Linked DNA regions of Homo sapiens: regions 2 and 3 are each linked to region 1. The links are chromatin contacts, found by Hi-C or POLR2A ChIA-PET in ENCODE. All regions are on one chromosome and are shown on one strand. Each heading gives the region's core, a stretch centred on a gene start or an enhancer-like site at or near the end of the contact. The rest is flanking DNA. Distances are from core to core; before and after follow the strand shown.

Region 1 (3,361 bases), core at 445-2,944:
ATCACACACACTTAGAATTCTGTTCTTGGGAACTCAGGCAGATCTCTGGGGAGCCGATGGGGGACTGTGAAATTAGGTTCACTTCTGGATTTCATTATAATAAAGCAGGCCCCTATCCCCAATTTTAGGCATCAACATAGAACAGCTAACTTTAAATTTTTCCAAGTGATAATATAAAACAAACGACTTTCAATTAAGTTAAATGTCAATATTTGTGAACCGAAAAGTACCTGTATCAGTTTAGAAATTTATGTTGCGAAGGTGAAGGACTCGCGCCCAGAAGACAGGTCTGTGCCTTTCTCCAAAGATGATTTTGAGGGCTTCAATATTTAAAGGGGAAAAGCAGGCTGGAGGGGGAAGATGGAAGGTATGTTCACATTATTGAAGCCACATGTTGCGATAAAGGGAGCAGGTAGGGCAACAGTTATGTATTTGGCGCTCAGTAAATCGGCACTTTACACAAGATAAGGTGAACATAGAGTGGAGATACTTCACCTTTAATCTGTAGCTATCTGCTTAGGAACAAAAGGAAAGGCAGTTGCATGACTCAGCTTTCAGTTTAATTTTTTTTCCTTTTGGCAGAGTGAATTTTCGTTTCACAATACCAAAAAAAAAAAAAAAAAAAAAGCGGGGGGAGGCTCAGAATAAGGAACAATCCTTTGGCTTGAGTATTTCATTTCATGAAAAACTAAATTGTTATTTCTTTTTTCCACAAGAACGATTAACAGAGCTGCAGACCAGTGTTTGGGGTCATCTGAGTGGAAATTGTCGAGCCGACTTTGGCTCATACGTTCCTTTTCTCGTTAAGGAGGGAGTGACGGGGCAAATCTGCGTGCTGCTGGTGGCGGTGCCTCCCAGGGCTGCTCGGCGGGGACGCCGAGGGCTGCACCCGAGCTCCATCCCGTGTTGGCTGCGCGCCCTCCAAAACCCCGGCTGTCAGCGACTGCGGGCACCTGCACGCCGACGAGACCGGCGGGCGGACAGCGACTCCGGTGAGGGTACTATCTCTCTACCCTCGGGGCGCGGGTGGCAGAGGCTTCCTGTTTTGAGGATGGCGCCACACAAAACAAGCATCCTTAGCCTGAAGGGCCCCGGCCGAAGGGCCGGAAGTGGAAGTGCGCGGCCTTGCCCGCCGCGTTTCCCCTCCTCGGAGTGCTTTTTGTGGACCCTGGGCAAGGGGCTCTTGCTACATAGAGAGGAGCAAAGAACAGGCATCGCCCGGTCCTTAAAGCGGCGGCACCCTCCACGCCCCGCAGTCGCGTCTGCTTGGTCCACAGCCTCCCCTCCCAGGCCCGCGCAGAGGCCCAGCAAGCACCAGTCTGGAGGCAACAAGCACGCAGGGGTGCCTTTGCGGCCACGCACACTGCATCGCAGTGAAAAAGGCTCCCGTTCTCAAGGCGCATGCGCGCAGGCCAGCAACTCCAAAGCCAGGCCTCCAGCCCCGGTTTGCTAGAGAGAAAGGTAGCCGGGAGGTGGGGAAAAGGAGAACAGGAGGGCCCTGTCCGCTAAGGTAGCCTCCCATTGGCTCCTCTTGCTCCGCTCTCGGTCGCGATTGGCTACGGGCCGGGAGCACGGGCCGAGCACGCTCCCACGCGCAGAGCGGCATTCGGCAGGCGGACGGCGGTGCAGCCAATGGGAGCGGCCCGCGGGGCGGGGCTTGTGAGCTGGGGCTCCCCCGGAGCGGGCGAGTTGGTAAACAGATCCGGAGCGCGTGGCGGGCGTCAGCGCGGTGGCCAGCGCGCAGAGGCGGGCGCGGAGGCGGCTAGAAGGTGACCGCGGATCCCAGCTTCCTGCAGCCAGGTAAGGCTGCCACCCGCCGGCCCGCCGCGTGCCCAGGCGCCGTCTGGCTGCGGCCAGAGCTGGGGTCAACACCCACCTCAGCCCTTCTTGCATTCTCTTCATGTGACAGCGCAGCTTCCCCGCGAGTTTCGCTGGCCGCGAGCCTCAGGTCCGGACGCAGTGGGGGCGCCTCAGTTGCAGGGTGGGTCCTCTGCAGCCGTCTCACGTCCCTGGGTCCACCTCAGCCCCTCGTTCCTGCTTCGGGGAGGAGACGAGGGCCACGTGCAGAGCCTTGGGTCCCTGGAACACGCCCGCTGCTTGCCCGACCGCCTTCCCGCTGCCGAATGCCCGTTGCCCATGCCCTTTGGTCGCCAATACAGCTTTGATGCTTCGCTTTCTAATAATGTTGTTCTTCACTCCCAGACCCCCTTGCACTGTGTGTCTGGGGCTCTAGGCTCGTTGCCGCTGGCTGCAGGTTTGGGTGAGAACTTTGACTTCCTTGGCTGGAGCCAGCTGTTGGGCTTCGCAGGTGGGAATTTTGTGTGAACTTGGGACAGGGGATCCTTTTTGATCCTTTCTTCCTTTCGCTTTTCTTTGGCCTTTCCTCTTCTCCAAACTCTGGGGGGTCTTGTGAGTGGTTTGGGCTTACTCCCCTAAACTCGAACCTTTCCGAGGCTCATTCTCACCCATTGCACAGAGGTAACAGCCCCTCTGCCAAACCCTCTTTGGGCGATGGGGAGTGCTGCAGGGGCAGGTTTGGGTGTTGGGACTCCCCATTTGGGTGAGAGATGTCAGGTTCCTGAAGGGTGAGAGGCTTGTGTGCAGTCTTCCAGCCTGAGTCGGGCCTACAGCCTGTTGAAAAACTTGTGCACGTTCACTTGGGCCTTGGATCTACGTGACAGGATTGAGTAGCTGGTCATGCCAGGCCTACCTGATTGCCAAAGGATTTGAACATTCCTTGATGCCAGCCTGCCAGTTGTCACGCTGTGGATGGGTAGGTCATCCTGGCAGGAGGGCTCTTGGGAGACTCTTCTTTTGGAGGAAGGCCTTTCTCCCGAGGAGAGACAAAAGGGGAGCTACAGGAGCAGCATCTGTAAGACTCAGGCGGCTGGGTGCGGTGGCTCACGCCTGTAATCCCAGCACTTTGGGAGTCCGAGGCGGGTGGATCACCGTAGGTCAGGAGTTCGAGACCAGCCTGGCCAAAATGGTGAAACCCCGTCTCTACCGAAAAAAAAAAAATACGAAAATTAGCCGGATGTGGTGGCGGGCGCCTATAATCCCAGCTACTCAGGAGGCTGAGGTGGGAGAATTGCTTGAACCTGGGAGGCAGAGGTTGCAGTGAGCCAAGATGGCGCCAGTGCACTCCCCTCTGGGCAACAGAGCGAGACTCAATCTCAAAAAAAAAAAAAAAAGGCTCAGGCAATGGCTTAGAGTGTTTTGTTCAGCCTTGCAAATGGTGCGGACTATGCAGAATCGTAATGATTTGGGGCCTAATGTTGAGCAACTCAAAGGAAAAGTGAACCAGGCAGAATGGGCACCTCCCTCAGAGCCAGTGTGTTATCTAAGACAAAGTTTTTCAACC
Region 2 (3,361 bases), core at 405-2,904, 2.6 Mb after region 1:
ATATCAACAGCCCCCTAAGCTTTCATAGCAACTGGTAGATGAAAAGTCGCCACCCTAACTGCTCTCCTCCACTGTGCAAACCTACTCTAAATCCCAAATCACTACCCAGGAGGGTCCTTTCTAAAGCAATGGATTTGCAGCAAAGAATGCTTTTCTGGTGTTGCACCTGACAACCTCACAGGCCCCACAGGCCCCCTTCCACAGCCCACAGGTGCAGGTTTACCTCTATACATACGAATATTTCATAGATGCTTCTCCCCACTAACCTAGAAGCCCCAGCAGAAGTGAGGACCATGTTTCCTTGTGCATGCCACTGTAAACCCAGGGCCCAGTCCAGAATGAGGGCTCAACAGATGTTTATAGAAGGAGTGAAGATTTAGAGAAATCGAAAAAATTTTAGATCTTACAAGGCCCTTGCATCTAAACACTCCTCCAATTATGGCTAAAAAATGAGGAGCTATAGAAAACTGTCCTATTTAAATTTTGTTTCTAAAAACATTCATTTTGGCTTCTTTTAAAAAAGTTACTCAATTACTGAACAGATCACTGGTGTGGCCTGTTGAACACAGTGCTGTAACTTCCTGCACAAGAGACAAGTCTGAAAGTTTTGCTTTCCGCTGTGAAAGCATTGGTGACTGCTTGACAGACTCGCTTGAAGCAAATAATGTGTTTTTGGTTAAAAAAAAAAAGTATAAACGCCTAATAACAAAATAGGCATATTTTTGGCTAGAATTTTTTTTTCCAAGGAAAAACCTCCAGCTCATTTTGCTGCCTAAGCCAAAACAGATGCTCCCACTAAGTTGGTGGTGGAACAGACCCAAAGATTCCAATAATGACATATATAACGTGTGTCAACAAGAAAACAAGTGTAAAATCTGCAAACGAGTCCCCAGCTAAGGCGAAATCTTGACAACGCTACTCTGAGGTGAGCGATCCCCTCCCTCCTCCGGGGTTAGGAGTGGCCCAGGAGAGGCGGCGGTGACACGCGCTCTGCGGCCCGGCCGTGTCCCTCTCGGCGCCCCGGGACCCCGCGTGTGGAGAAGGAGAGGCCCGGCGGAGGGAAGTGGCCGGGGAGGACCCTACCTGCCAGCCTCCGGCGCTCAGGGTACGCCAGCCCCAGGAGCTTCCGGGCCTCCGGGAGTCCGGCCGCTGCGGGGCGCAGCCGCCCCTTGTCCCCGGGAGGCGCCGCCGGCCCGCGCCGCCAGGCCTCGTCCCCTGCCCAGGCAGCGGCTGCGGGACCGCCCGGGAACCGGGCGCGCGGGAGCCGAGGAGCGCCTGGCCCGGCAAAAGCCCCGCACCTGCAGCTGCCGGGGCCGCGAGCCCACAGCCCCAGGAGCCGCGCGAGGCCCAGGACGCCCCGCGAGGCGCCCGGACCCCCGCCCCGGCAGCCGCTCCTCCAGCGGCGCGCGGCTCCAACGCCCCAGAGCAGCGCGGGCCCCGCGCCCCATAGCCGCGCCGGCCTCAGGCCAGTGAACGGCGATAGGGACCCGGGAACGCGGCTGGCCGCGGCCCACACGCAGGCTACCGGCAGGAGCCGACCTGGCTCGGCAGGGCTCGGTGGCTCGAGCAGCCGCAGCGGCCAGGCAGGGGGGCCTCGCATGGCGCTGCGTGCGACCCGTACGCCTCAGCCCGCCGGCCAGGCGCGCGCAAAGCCCGAGGACCCTCCCGGCCCGGCCCCGAGCAAAGGGCGTGGACGCGGTGGCGCCCGCCCCTCCCCGCTGGCTGTCACCCGCCTTATCGTGCCTGCACCCTCGGGCTGCGCCCGCCCCCGCCCCATCCTCGTCCGCGCGGTGCCGCGCCTCTCCGCCCCACTCCGGGGACTGCAGCTACCCGGACCTTGCAAGCCACCCTTCCGAGCGCCCCCAACCCGCTCGGGTGCCCTCCCTGCAGCGCCCCCAACTGCCCGCTGGCGGAGGAGCGCCGGGCGCGCCAGCTGGGACGAGGCCCGGGAAGCCCAGGAGCACGGCTGCGCCTGCGTACTGGGCGCAGGGAACTTTTTCGCGCTTCGCCGTCCCCTCTGGTCTGAACTTGGGAACGACACGAGCTCTTTCTCACGCCGGCAGACCGGGCGGAGCGCGCAGACGCGACCACACGATGGCCGGCACAAAGATGGGGCGGGAGGACAGCGTGCTGGATACGGCGTGGGGCGGGTCCGCGGCCCGGGAGACCCATGCTGGGGCGGCCCTGTCACTCGTCTCGCTGCCAAGCACAGGGCTGAGGTGCGGAGGGACCACTGAGAGGACTTCGCTGCGTGTCAGCTCAGCTCTGGACGGCGTGGAGGAGGTGGTTGGCGAATAGTGAAATGTATATAACTTTGAGAAGGGAAGAGATCGTTTCTTTTTTTTCTTTTTTTTTTTTTTCTTGAGACGATCTCGGCTCACTGCAACCTCTGCCTCCCAGGTTCAAGTGATTCTCCCTTCTCAGCCTCCCAAGTAGCTGGGATTACAGGCATACGCCACCACACCCGGCTGATTTTGTATTTTTAGTAGAGACGGGGTTTTACCATGTTGGTCAGGCTCTTTTCGAACTCCTGACCTCAGGTGATCCGCCCGCGTCAGCCTCCCAAAGTGCTGGGATTGCAGGCGTGAGCCACCGTGCCCGGCCTGAGATCGTTTCTTAACTAGAGCAGAAATTTGAAGACAGGCGTGGTCGAGGCATTCCCGCTGTTCGAAGTGGAAAACACTAATCAGAAGGCAATGCATCTTAATACACGTGCATGGAAAGACAGGAGAGAACATTAAAACTCACTGGGACACTTTATGGAGACTTCATGGGGGCGGGGGGGGATATGTACCTGAGGTCCAGTGAGTCGTGGGTAGATTTTTGTAGACTCCTAGGTATTTTTACTGGACCTGGACAGGGTACTGTCAGTTGCAAATTTTATGGGTTCACAAAATAAAAAAACCTCAATAATCAACATAAACATTTTAGTGCAATATTTTTAAAAATCAAAATTAATTTAAAAAATCCGTAATGAACAAAATATAAAAAATTTTGATTGAGTATCCACTCCTGACCTTTCACAATCCTGCCTCTCTTCTCTCGCTCTAATCCCAGCCCTGGAAACTTTATTTACAAAAACTGACAGCAGCTGCCCTTAGTTTGGCAGCTGGAAAATGGGAAAGAGAAAGTAAGAGGAAGGTGAGATTTGGGTTAAAGTTGTCACTTTCTCTTCAACTGGGAGGGTATCAATCCTTGATGTTTCTTTAGTTGGGCTCAAAAAGGAGGTAGCGGCCGGGCGCGGTGGCTCACACCTGTAATCCCAACATTTTGGGAGGCTGAGGCGGGCGAATCACGAGGTCAGGAGTTCGAGACCAGCCTGACCGACGTGGTGAAACCCCGTCCCTACTAAAAATACAAA
Region 3 (3,361 bases), core at 408-2,907, 2.3 Mb after region 1:
TTTCGCAGGAAGAAAACAAATCTAACGAATAGGAATAACTTCAGGTGATGCTGTTTTCTTCCCGCTTCCTGGGATCACTGTCTTTCCTCTGAAATGGTTTTAATCAGAACCAATCTGTTATACTCAGGAGCCTAAATCAAACACGACATGCAGAGAGACAAACAAGAAAGCAACAAATGATCTGAGCCACTGAACAAGAAATATATATAAAACAGTTTTAGGAATTACAGCTGTCACAACTTTTCACCATGGGGCCTTCTCTGTGATTTAGAAAAAACTGCATTTATTTGTTATTAGGATCGGAGACAAGAGAAAAATACCGACCCAAATAGCCACTGGGGAAGAGGGAAGCTCTGATGCCAATTTATGTGGAGGATGGAGCCAAACTGACTCACACACACACACACAAAAGTATGTACTGGCATTTTCCACACAGTCCAGGTCACTTGGGAGCTTAGCCAAGGATATTTTGAGCATTCGACTACCTATTGTGAACAAGGTTGGGAACTATGAGGCGCTATGTGGCCCTGATCAAGCTCAGATGGGCCAAATCCTCAACCAAAATTCTCTTTCCCATAAATGTTTATCTCTACATTTCCCACAGAAGGGGATTCTAACTCAGTTTTGCTTCTGAAACCAAACTATCCAAGGCCAGGTGAGATGACTCATGCCTGTAATCCCAGCAATTTGGGAGGCCAAGGAGGGAGGATGCTTGAACTCAGGAGTTCAAGACCAGCCTGGGCAACATAACAAGACCCCATCTCTACAAAAAATTTAAAAATTGGCGCGGTGTGGTCGTGTGAGCCCCTAGCCCCAGCTACTCAGGAGGCTGAGGCAGGAGAATCGGTTGGGCTGGGCTGACAGTGCCAGACCCTGTTAAAAAATAAAAATTAAAAAAACTCCTAAATTTGGAAACACATCCCCAGCTGAGGGCCGGGAGATACTTCTCAACCGTAATCCAGAACCCTCTAAAATGGGATGTGGAGAGGCTGCAGCCTGTAGTCTTGCGATGACCTTTTAGCACCTGGGCATCTTGCGCTTCTGTCATTCCGCCCACACCCGCTCAGCTCCATCCAAGAGGGCCCGGCAGTTTGGAGTGAAAGCTTAGCTTCCCAACGGGTAAATGAACCTGCCTCCCATTCACAGGGCGGCCTCTGGCTGGACACCTGGGGCCTACTGCCTCCTTGTTACACATTAACCAAGTTCTGGCCTCCATCGTAACAGCGTCAGGGAAGTTTTTTCCTGGCTGACAGCCGCAGATGATGACCGAAGACAACGTCTTAACTGAGACGGGCCAATTTGGCAAATGGACTGCTTTCCTCCCCAGTGCGGGCACCTTCCTCCTCTGTCCGGCAACTGGACCCCACTGTCCCCAGCCCTCTGTCACCCCCAAACCTGCCCACCGCCCGCCTCTACCCGACCCTCCCTCAGGGAAATCGGGACTCAGCCCCCAACGCCCCCACCTGCCGCTCTGCCCACCTCAGCGCACACCGCCAGAGCGCCCAGCCCGCGCACGTGCTTCCGGCGCGCGCCGAAGTCCTCACGCGCCCCGCCCCGGCCTCCCCGTGCGCACGCGCGAACGCGGGGTGGGCCGGGCCTCGCGTAGCCCATCTCCTCTTCCTCCTCGCGGTCGCGGCCGGACGGAGGGTGGAGGGCCCTGCGCCTGCGCGGAGCTGGAGTCCGGCTGGGCCGCAGCCGCTGGGAGACCGGCGGTTGCCGTGGGGACCGGTCGGGCCCCTCCCTCCTCCGGTCCCCCGCCCCAGGTCCTTCCCCACCGAGACGCGCCGGCGGACCGCGGGCGAGTGCAGCCGGTGACCCGGCGAGAGGCGGCGCCGCTCCCAAGATGTCGCAGACGGCCATGTCCGAAACCTACGGTACGAGGCCCGGGCTGGCGGGGCGCGCGGGTCGGGCCGCGGGGGGCGTCGGTGGCGCGGGGCCGGGCCTGGGCTGCGGGGGTCTTGAGGGTGGCGGTGGCGCCGGCCGGAGCCGGGGGACGGATCTCGGAGGTGTCTGGGCTTGGGACCGGGATGGGGGACGCGGGCCGCTGGGGGCTCGGGTGGGGTAGCGGGTGCGCGGGGCGCGGGGGCGCTGTGCACAGCGCATTGGCGTGATCCGCCTTTTCAAGTTTCCTCTTGCTCTTTCTCTGCTCTTGCACTCTTAGCGCTTTTCCCCTCTCAGTCTAATGTAAATAACTGAAGGTTTGAAAAGCCAGCTTGATGTTCGGTTTCAGCTGCGATATTATCCCCAGCGAGCCTGTGAAGGGCTTAGGGCGACGCCTGTGTTCCTCAAATACTTCAGTTTGACCTTTCCTGGTTTGGAATTCCTTGCTTTACATTGGGATTACAGTGAGGAGTTATTAATAGGCTAATTCATTCATCTCTTCCTCCGGAGACCTCTTGCTTCGTTTATTTCTCCCTCCCTCTCAGTGTTTTTTAGCCTTTTCTGGGTTGCATTTTGGCTATTTATAAACATGTCTTGTCTCCTTCTTAAGACCGTAAGCACCTTGGAAGCAAAGCCCTGGCTGTTTAATCTTTGTTTCCCCTGCAGCACCCAGACCTGGAGGTGCTTGACAAATACTGTTTTGAATAAGCGAAAGCTTTCCCAGTGCATATGCTGTGTGCTTTTTTTTTTTTCTCCCCTTTTTTGGCCTTGCGTGGTAAGAATAAACAACTTGTACTTTGTATCAGAGTTGAATATTAATAGATGTTTACCAGTCCCTAATCACTCTTTCAGATGTATGTATTCTCAGATTAAGACTTTGATTTGGAGTTTTACAGTCCCAGAGAGAGGCTCAAGTTCAAAATTACATACCTCAAGCCAAATTAGTCCTGTCTCCATCTGTCCTGGCATGCTGCTTCCTTCTCTGCAACAAATACTGTGGAATGGCATTAGGGAAGCGAGCACCGTGCTGGGAGGGCTGTACATCCTGCAGAAACACAGCAGACACGGCTCTGGTCTCATGGAGCGTAGTCTATTGAGGGAATGCAGTATTAATCCAATTGTGATACTAATGAGTGAATAATTAAAAACCAGGCAAGAGTTCTGAAGGAGTGTGGTCCGTGAAAGTGTGTTAGAAAGAAAGATGACCCAGACAGGGGTGTCAGGGAGGCATTAACCAGGCAGCACGCAGAACATCTCAGGCCTGTGGGAAGGGTAACTCAAGAAGGGTGTGTTTTGAGTACCACGCTGGAGAGGTGGATGAGGAGGCAGAGAGGAGAGGGTCTTGAGGAAGGCGTCAGTTTGTCTTGTAAGAAAAAATGGGAACTTTTGGAAGGGCTTCCATGCTGGGGTCACAGTGCATTTGGTCCACCTTCAGTGAGTGACTCCTGTGACTGGTACTGCCCTGTTCTTGGTGACAAAG

What was found. Hi-C counts contacts between places; a loop is a spot of excess contacts on that map. ChIA-PET counts read pairs that join two places held with the same protein, here RNA polymerase II (POLR2A). Pooled maps may share reads with other maps.
Region 2: a pooled map shows a loop between it and region 1 (6-fold over the local background). The contact joins the promoter of ABCB10 here to the promoter of COQ8A in region 1. A Hi-C loop is called at or near these places in 4 of 50 pooled maps. POLR2A ChIA-PET finds 5 or more read pairs at or near these places in 2 of 52 experiments (CD8-positive, alpha-beta memory T cell and activated B cell).
Region 3: a pooled map shows a loop between it and region 1 (6-fold over the local background). The contact joins the promoter of RAB4A-AS1 here to the promoter of COQ8A in region 1. A Hi-C loop is called at or near these places in 2 of 50 pooled maps. POLR2A ChIA-PET finds 5 or more read pairs at or near these places in 2 of 52 experiments (activated B cell and activated T-cell).

Annotation. Positions count from the first base shown.
Region 1 is chr1:226,938,600-226,941,960 of GRCh38, forward strand. COQ8A (coenzyme Q8A) reads left to right here and starts at 1,695. Exons shown (of 15, transcript NM_020247.5): 1 at 1,695-1,800. RefSeq lists enhancers at 365-1,056, 791-840, 1,031-1,130 and silencers at 1,401-1,710, 1,761-1,920.
Region 2 is chr1:229,557,053-229,560,413 of GRCh38, forward strand. ABCB10 (ATP binding cassette subfamily B member 10) reads right to left here and starts at 1,655. Exons shown (of 13, transcript NM_012089.3): 1 at 1,084-1,655. The coding sequence starts at 1,600. RefSeq lists silencers at 865-1,314, 1,375-2,074 and an enhancer at 2,245-2,434.
Region 3 is chr1:229,269,497-229,272,857 of GRCh38, forward strand. RAB4A-AS1 (RAB4A antisense RNA 1) reads right to left here and starts at 1,658. Exons shown (of 2, transcript NR_149313.1): 1 at 1,480-1,658. It overlaps RAB4A (RAB4A, member RAS oncogene family), which reads left to right and starts at 1,615. Exons shown (of 8, transcript NM_004578.4): 1 at 1,615-1,874. The coding sequence starts at 1,844. RefSeq lists silencers at 1,427-1,956, 1,997-2,156.